Regions from separate parts of the Homo sapiens genome. Here region 1 is linked to region 2. Evidence: read pairs that join two places in POLR2A ChIA-PET (ENCODE). Cell type or tissue: A673. All regions are shown on one strand. Links, peaks and the distances in the headings refer to the core of each region. The heading gives the core; the rest is flanking DNA.

Evidence for each region. Peaks named below come from ENCODE experiments on the same cell type or tissue, not always from the same donor. Only the 100,000 strongest peaks of a DNase experiment are listed, where the experiment ranks them.
Region 1: POLR2A ChIA-PET joins it to region 2 with 5 read pairs; 5 of 35 experiments call an interaction of 5 or more read pairs at or near these places.

What each region holds. Positions count from the first base shown.
Region 1 is chr2:25,688,958-25,691,868 of GRCh38, forward strand. No RefSeq gene overlaps it. Among named protein-coding and RNA genes, the nearest start is that of DTNB, 17 kb to the left of the region's middle. RefSeq lists an enhancer at 1,123-1,417. In A673, for the core only: no CTCF peak of the experiment used is centred there; a DNase peak (open chromatin) is centred at 1,284.
Region 2 is chr2:25,743,378-25,746,288 of GRCh38, forward strand. ASXL2 (ASXL transcriptional regulator 2) reads right to left here. Exons shown (of 13, transcript NM_018263.6): 13 at 1-1,099. Among named protein-coding and RNA genes, the nearest start is that of DTNB, 71 kb to the left of the region's middle. RefSeq lists an enhancer at 296-796. In A673, for the core only: no CTCF peak of the experiment used is centred there; no DNase peak of the experiment used is centred there.

The sequences.
Region 1 (2,911 bases), core at 289-2,788, 54 kb before region 2:
CTGTGTTGCTAGTACTCTTTCACTAGCAGTTGATAATTGAATGAATATGCCGAGCGTGGTGGCTCACACCTGTAATCCCAGCACTTTGGGATGCCGAGACGGGTGGATCACGAGGTCAGGAGTTCCAGACCAGCCTGGCCAGCATGGTGAAACCCTGTCTCCACTAAAAATACAAAAAAAAAAAAAAAAAAAAAAAATTAGCTGGGTGTGGTGGCGTGTGCCTGTAATCCCAGCTACTTGGGAGACTGAGGCAGGAAAATCGCTTGAACCAGGGAGTCGGAGGTCGCAGTCAGCCGAGATCACGCCACTGCACTCACAGCCTGGTGACAGAGCAAGACTCCATCTCAAAAGAAAAAAAAAATTGTATGAATATCTGCCCCATACTAGGCTATGAAATAGAAGATAGGATTAAAAATAGACCTGGACATTTCTGCTTAAAGAAGCTTAAAGGCCAGGCATGGTGGCTCACGCCTGCAATCCCAGCACTTTGGGAGGCTCAGGTGGGAAGATCGCTTGAGGCCAGGAGTTTGAGACCAGCATGGGCAACATGATGAAACCCTGTCTCTACAAAATAAATATAAAAATAAATTAGCCAGGTGCGGTTGCATGCGCCTGTAGTCCCAGCCACTTGGGAGGATGAGGCAGGAGGATCACATGAGCTAGGAGTTTGAGGTTGCAATAAGCCATGATTGTGCCACTGTACTCCAGCCTGGGTGACAGAGCAAGACCTTGTCTCAAAAAAAAAAAAAAAAGCAGCAGCTTAAAGATGGCAAGTGAGTTATATGGAACTGATAATTTTCAAGAGACTATGTTTTTTTTTGTTTTTTTTTTTTTGGAGACAGGGTCTCACTCTTCACCCAGGCTGGAGTGCAGTGGAGCGAACACAGTTCACTGCAGCCTTGACCTTCTGAGTTCAAGCAATTCTGTCACCTCAGCCTCCCATGTAGCTGGGATCACAGGTGTGCACCACCATGTCTGGCTAATTGTTAAATATTTTTTGTATAGACAGGGTCTCACTGTTTTGCCCAGGCTTGAACTCCTGGGCTCAAGCAATCCTCCTGCCCCTACCTCCCAGAGTGCGGGATTACAGGTGTGAGCCACCATGCCTGACTGTTGAGTGCTTTTTAATAGAGCTTCAGAGAGTTATGGGAGCCCAAAGGAAGAAAAGACCCATTCTATGTGGAGCCCTGGTATGGTAGACTGTCACAGTGATGGTCCCCAATGAGTCACACCTCTTGGTATGCATGCTCTTCTGTGTTCCCCTCCCACAGGGACTCTGACTCTGCCATGTGACTTAAAGCAATGCACACACGACACAAGCAAAGACTGGATAAATACTTACCCATTAAGGCTTGCTCTCTTGGCACACTGCCTTGGGACTGCCTTGTAAGGAAGCCAGTCTAGCTTAATGGAATATGAAAGGCCTTGTGGAGGGAAACTGAGGCACTCCTGCTGCTAGGCAGCACCTACTGTCAGGCATGGGAATGAGACCATCTTGGGTGTTCCAGGCCAGCTGACCTTATCGTTAATTGCAGCCACTTCTCTGGGCCCTGGTGATGCCAGCAGAGGACCTTCCAGCTGACCTATGGAATTGAGAGAAACAATAAACTGATATTATTTTAAGACTAAAAGTTTTGGGGTGATGTGTTATGCAGCAATAGATTACAGACAGCAGTTGGTACCCAGGAGAAGAGAGTGCTGTAATAAAACAAAGCATGCAGATTTGGCTTTGGACTACGTGGCAAACGGAGGCTAGAAGGGTGGCAAGGAGGTTGTTGGTGCAGTCCAGAGGGTCCAGGAGGCAACGGCTGCCGGAGGCTGGAGGGACAGTGGCTTGTGCGTCGCAGCGTTGTGTGTCGCAGCACTGAAACAATGAGTGGAGGGGAGAATTGGAGTAGTGGAAGTAGTGCTGCAAAACTGTCATCTGTAGTCACCGATCGGAAACATACCTAGTGGGCCTGGCACCGTGGCTCAAACCTGTAATCCCAGCACTTGGGGAGGCTGAGGTGGGCGGATCACTTGAGGTCAGGAGTTCGAGACCAGCCTGTGAAACCCTGTCTCTACTAAAAATACAAAAATTAGCTGGGTGAGGTGGTGCATGCCATAATCCCAGCTGCTCGGGTGGCAGGGGAATTGCTTGAACCTGGGAAGTGGAGGTTGCAGTGAAGTGAGATTGTGCCACTGCACTCCAGCCTGGGCAATAGAGAGAGACTCCGTCTCAAAAAAATAAATAAATAAATAAGGAAACATACCTAATTAACTTGTTAATCCAGCTAAAGAAATTTCCAGGTAGAATGGTAAATTGTCTTTTTTAAGAAGCTTTAACCATAAGCTTCCAAAGGAGGAACTATTCAGTTTGCAAACAGAATTTAAAAGAAACACACAGAGGGGCTGGGATGTGCTGGGTTGTAAAATAAAATGTCAGATTTCTAGTCTCTCTACTACACAAAACGGTTGCAAAGAAATAGCTTTAGGGTAAAGATCAAATTAAGTTTGAGGCTGTAAGACTCTTTAAGACCTCAAAGAGATTTAAGATGGTGCCAAATAGCCCCATCAGCTAGAAAAAGGTGTTTCTAAGAATCTTAAAGTCATTGTCCCACAGCTGTCTGACATGCTGCCCAAAGTAGAGGGAGGACCAGCTCTAAAATAATCGTGGCTATGGCTTTTGTCTAATTGAGTGGACTATTTTCTTTCTTTTCTATTTTATTTATTCATTCGTTTATTTATTTATTTATTTATTTGTTTATTTACTGAGACAGAGTCTCACTCCATCGCCCAGGCTGGAGTGCGGTAGCGCTATCTCAGCTCACTGCAACTTCTGCCTCCCAGGTTCAAACAATTCTCCTGCCTCGCCTCCCGAGCAGCTGTGATTACAGGCACCCACCACCACACCCAGCTACTTTTGTATTTT
Region 2 (2,911 bases), core at 86-2,585:
CCTCTTTTGCAGTCAGTGGAACCGTTTTCATTTCAACTTTGGTGAGAGGTTTAGGCAGAATTTGCTCCATGGGAACATCTTTGCCTTGAAGCAGCTGAGTCACTAAAGGATTATTAGCAGGGATACTAGAGGTTGGTCTTAAAGTGGGTCCATTCATGTTTAAAGAAGTTCCTGGGGTTTTAAGGCTAGAAGCTGCTGGCAAAGTGCTCGAGGGTGGAGCTGATCCAGCAGGTGCTGTAGTTGCACTGACCTGGGGTACAGGAAGCTTTTCTAAAGTGGCTGTGGTCAATAAAGATGTTAAAGGGGAGGGAGTTACAGCCACTGGCACACTAGCATCTGTCTTTGATGAGGCTGAAGGGTTAGGTATATTCTTACTAGGACCTGCTTTGAGCTCAACTGTGCCATCAGCTGCACAATGAACAGGTGAGGCACCTGAGATTAGAGCAGGACCTGTTGGAGAAGGTGCTTTCTCCTGTCTGCAACTACTGGGCCCTTGTGGATGGCTGACAGAGGCCACTGTGGCTGTTGCTCTGGTGGGGTTCAGTTTTTCATTATCCAATTTCTCTATGTGGGCTGGTGATGGGACACTTGTGCATGCTCCACTGACGGCAGGTGTTGGAGGCACTGGGGGGGTTTGCTGTAGTTGTGCTCCAGAGACACTATGAGGCTGTGCCTGGCTTGGGGTGGTCTTGGTCTCAGACTGGGGCTGAGTCTCTGGACCACAGGGTAAAAGCTCTCTCGTACCTCCCCTGCTTCCAGTTCCTGCCAGTTCCAGTGTGGGGCCCTTTCCAGTTTCACTGACTCTGTCTGAGCCTGGACTGCCTCCTCTAGCAGTCTGCCCTTCACCACCCTCTCCTGGACCTTGTCCACCCCCTGGGCCAGGTCCTGGAATGGTCCCTCCAACTGAGGCGGCTGCAGCAGCTGCGGCGGCAGCGGCAGCTGCTGCCCTCTGTGCTTTGACCAGTTGGGCTTTTGCTTTGATGTCTGCAAGAGTTCTGGCTCCTGTTCTGTTAGGACTAGTGATGGAGACTGGAAAACGAGCCCTGGGAGAGACCTGCGATGGATGAAACGGCATGGGGGAGATTCTGGAGACCGGGATCTGAAAGAAGTAGAGGGGAAAAAAACAACAGAGCTTAGTTTTCATTTGTAAGAATAACAAAACTTCATTAGCCCTCACATTTTAAAAACAGATGAACACTACAGTACCTGTGACAAACATGGGTGGTCTATGGCCGAGAGGCCAAACCTTGGAGACAGCAATACTAGTTTGTCTCTAGGGTCCTTGCATCCACTTTTTCTATTGGTGCCAAAGACGACTGCTTCCACTCTCACCCCAAATCCCCACACCTCTTTTCCTATCTCAACTCCCTCCTAATGCCACTATTACAAGTGCTTATTATGATACAAAGTTTTCTATGGTATTTGCATTTTTAAAAAGTGTATTTATGTTTGAGAAAGAAGAGAAAAGCAAGCAAGCCAGCCACCCATACCACTACTGTCTTTTAGTTCTTAGCTTTACTACCAAGGTCCAGGGGAAAATACTTGCTCTTCTCTGTTCCACACACACACACACACACACACACACACACACACACACACACACTTGGGCTGGATTATCTCAAATTACACAGGCTTCTAGACAGCACTGGAAGGAAGACAATGTGTGATCTATAGGAGCCCCCACCATGCCCATACACATAAAGGAGTATGTACATAATGTTTGCCAGCCATTCTCATCTCTGGCTGGTATTATATTTACTTGCGCAATTTTAAAATATATATGCTCTGGGTCCTATCCCAAAAAATTACAAATCAGAACCCCCAAGACCCTAGGAAGTCTTTTTTTTTTTTTTTAGATAGGGTCTTGCTCTGTCTCCCAGGCTGGAGTGTAGTGGTGTGATCTCGGCTCACTGCAACCTCAGTCTCCTGGGTTCAAGTGATTCTTGTGCGTCTGCCACCCGAGTAGCTGGGATTACAGGTGTGGGTCACCACGTCTGGCTAACTTTTGTATTTTTAGTAGAGATGGGGTTTCACCATGTTGGCTAGGCTAGTCTTGAACTCCTGACCTCTTGTGATATACCTGCCTCGGCCTCCCAAAGTGCTGGGATTACAGGCATGAGCCACAGCACCCAGCCTGAAAAAGCCTGGCCAACACAGTGACTCCAGAGGGAGCCTCCAGCTCAAAAAAAAAAAAAAAAAAAGTTTCTAAAAAGCTACTTGTGAGATTCTGATGTCTATCAGGTTTGAAACCATTGATTTCCTTCTTTTTTTTTTTTTTTTTTTTTTGAGACAGTCTCACTCTGTCACCCAGGCTGGAGTGCAGTGGCAGAATCTCAGCTCACTGTAACCTCTGCCTCCTGGGTTCAAGTGATTCTTGTGGCTCAGCCTCCCGAGTAGCTGGGATTACAGGTGCCTGCCACCACACCCAGCTAATTTTTTTGTATTTTTAGTAAAGATGGGGTTTCACCATGTTGGCCAGGATGGTCTCGAACTCCTGACTTCAAGTGATCCACCCACCTCGGCCTCCCAAAGTGCTGGGATTACAGGCGTGAGCCACCACGCCTGGCTGAAACCAATGATTTTCATACCATAAAATCATCATGTCTGAAACAAATCTGCCTTCTGTCCTGAACAATACTTTGAAAGCTATTAGAGTTACTAATAATTCAACAAGATGTGGACTCTTCTAGTAACTGGTTGAGTTTAAAGGAGCAAATAACTGTTAAGATGTTCTAAAGCATTTAATTAAAAAAAAATTAACCCACTAAACCCTAAGAAAATGCATGCCATTTTTCTTAATGTTTTTAAATTAAGAATAATAAAGTCACTAAACATTTTTCATTATTTGCAATACTCATTTCTCAAAAGGTCAGTAGTCCTCAAAAACTGATTCTCTAATTCCGAAGTTAGA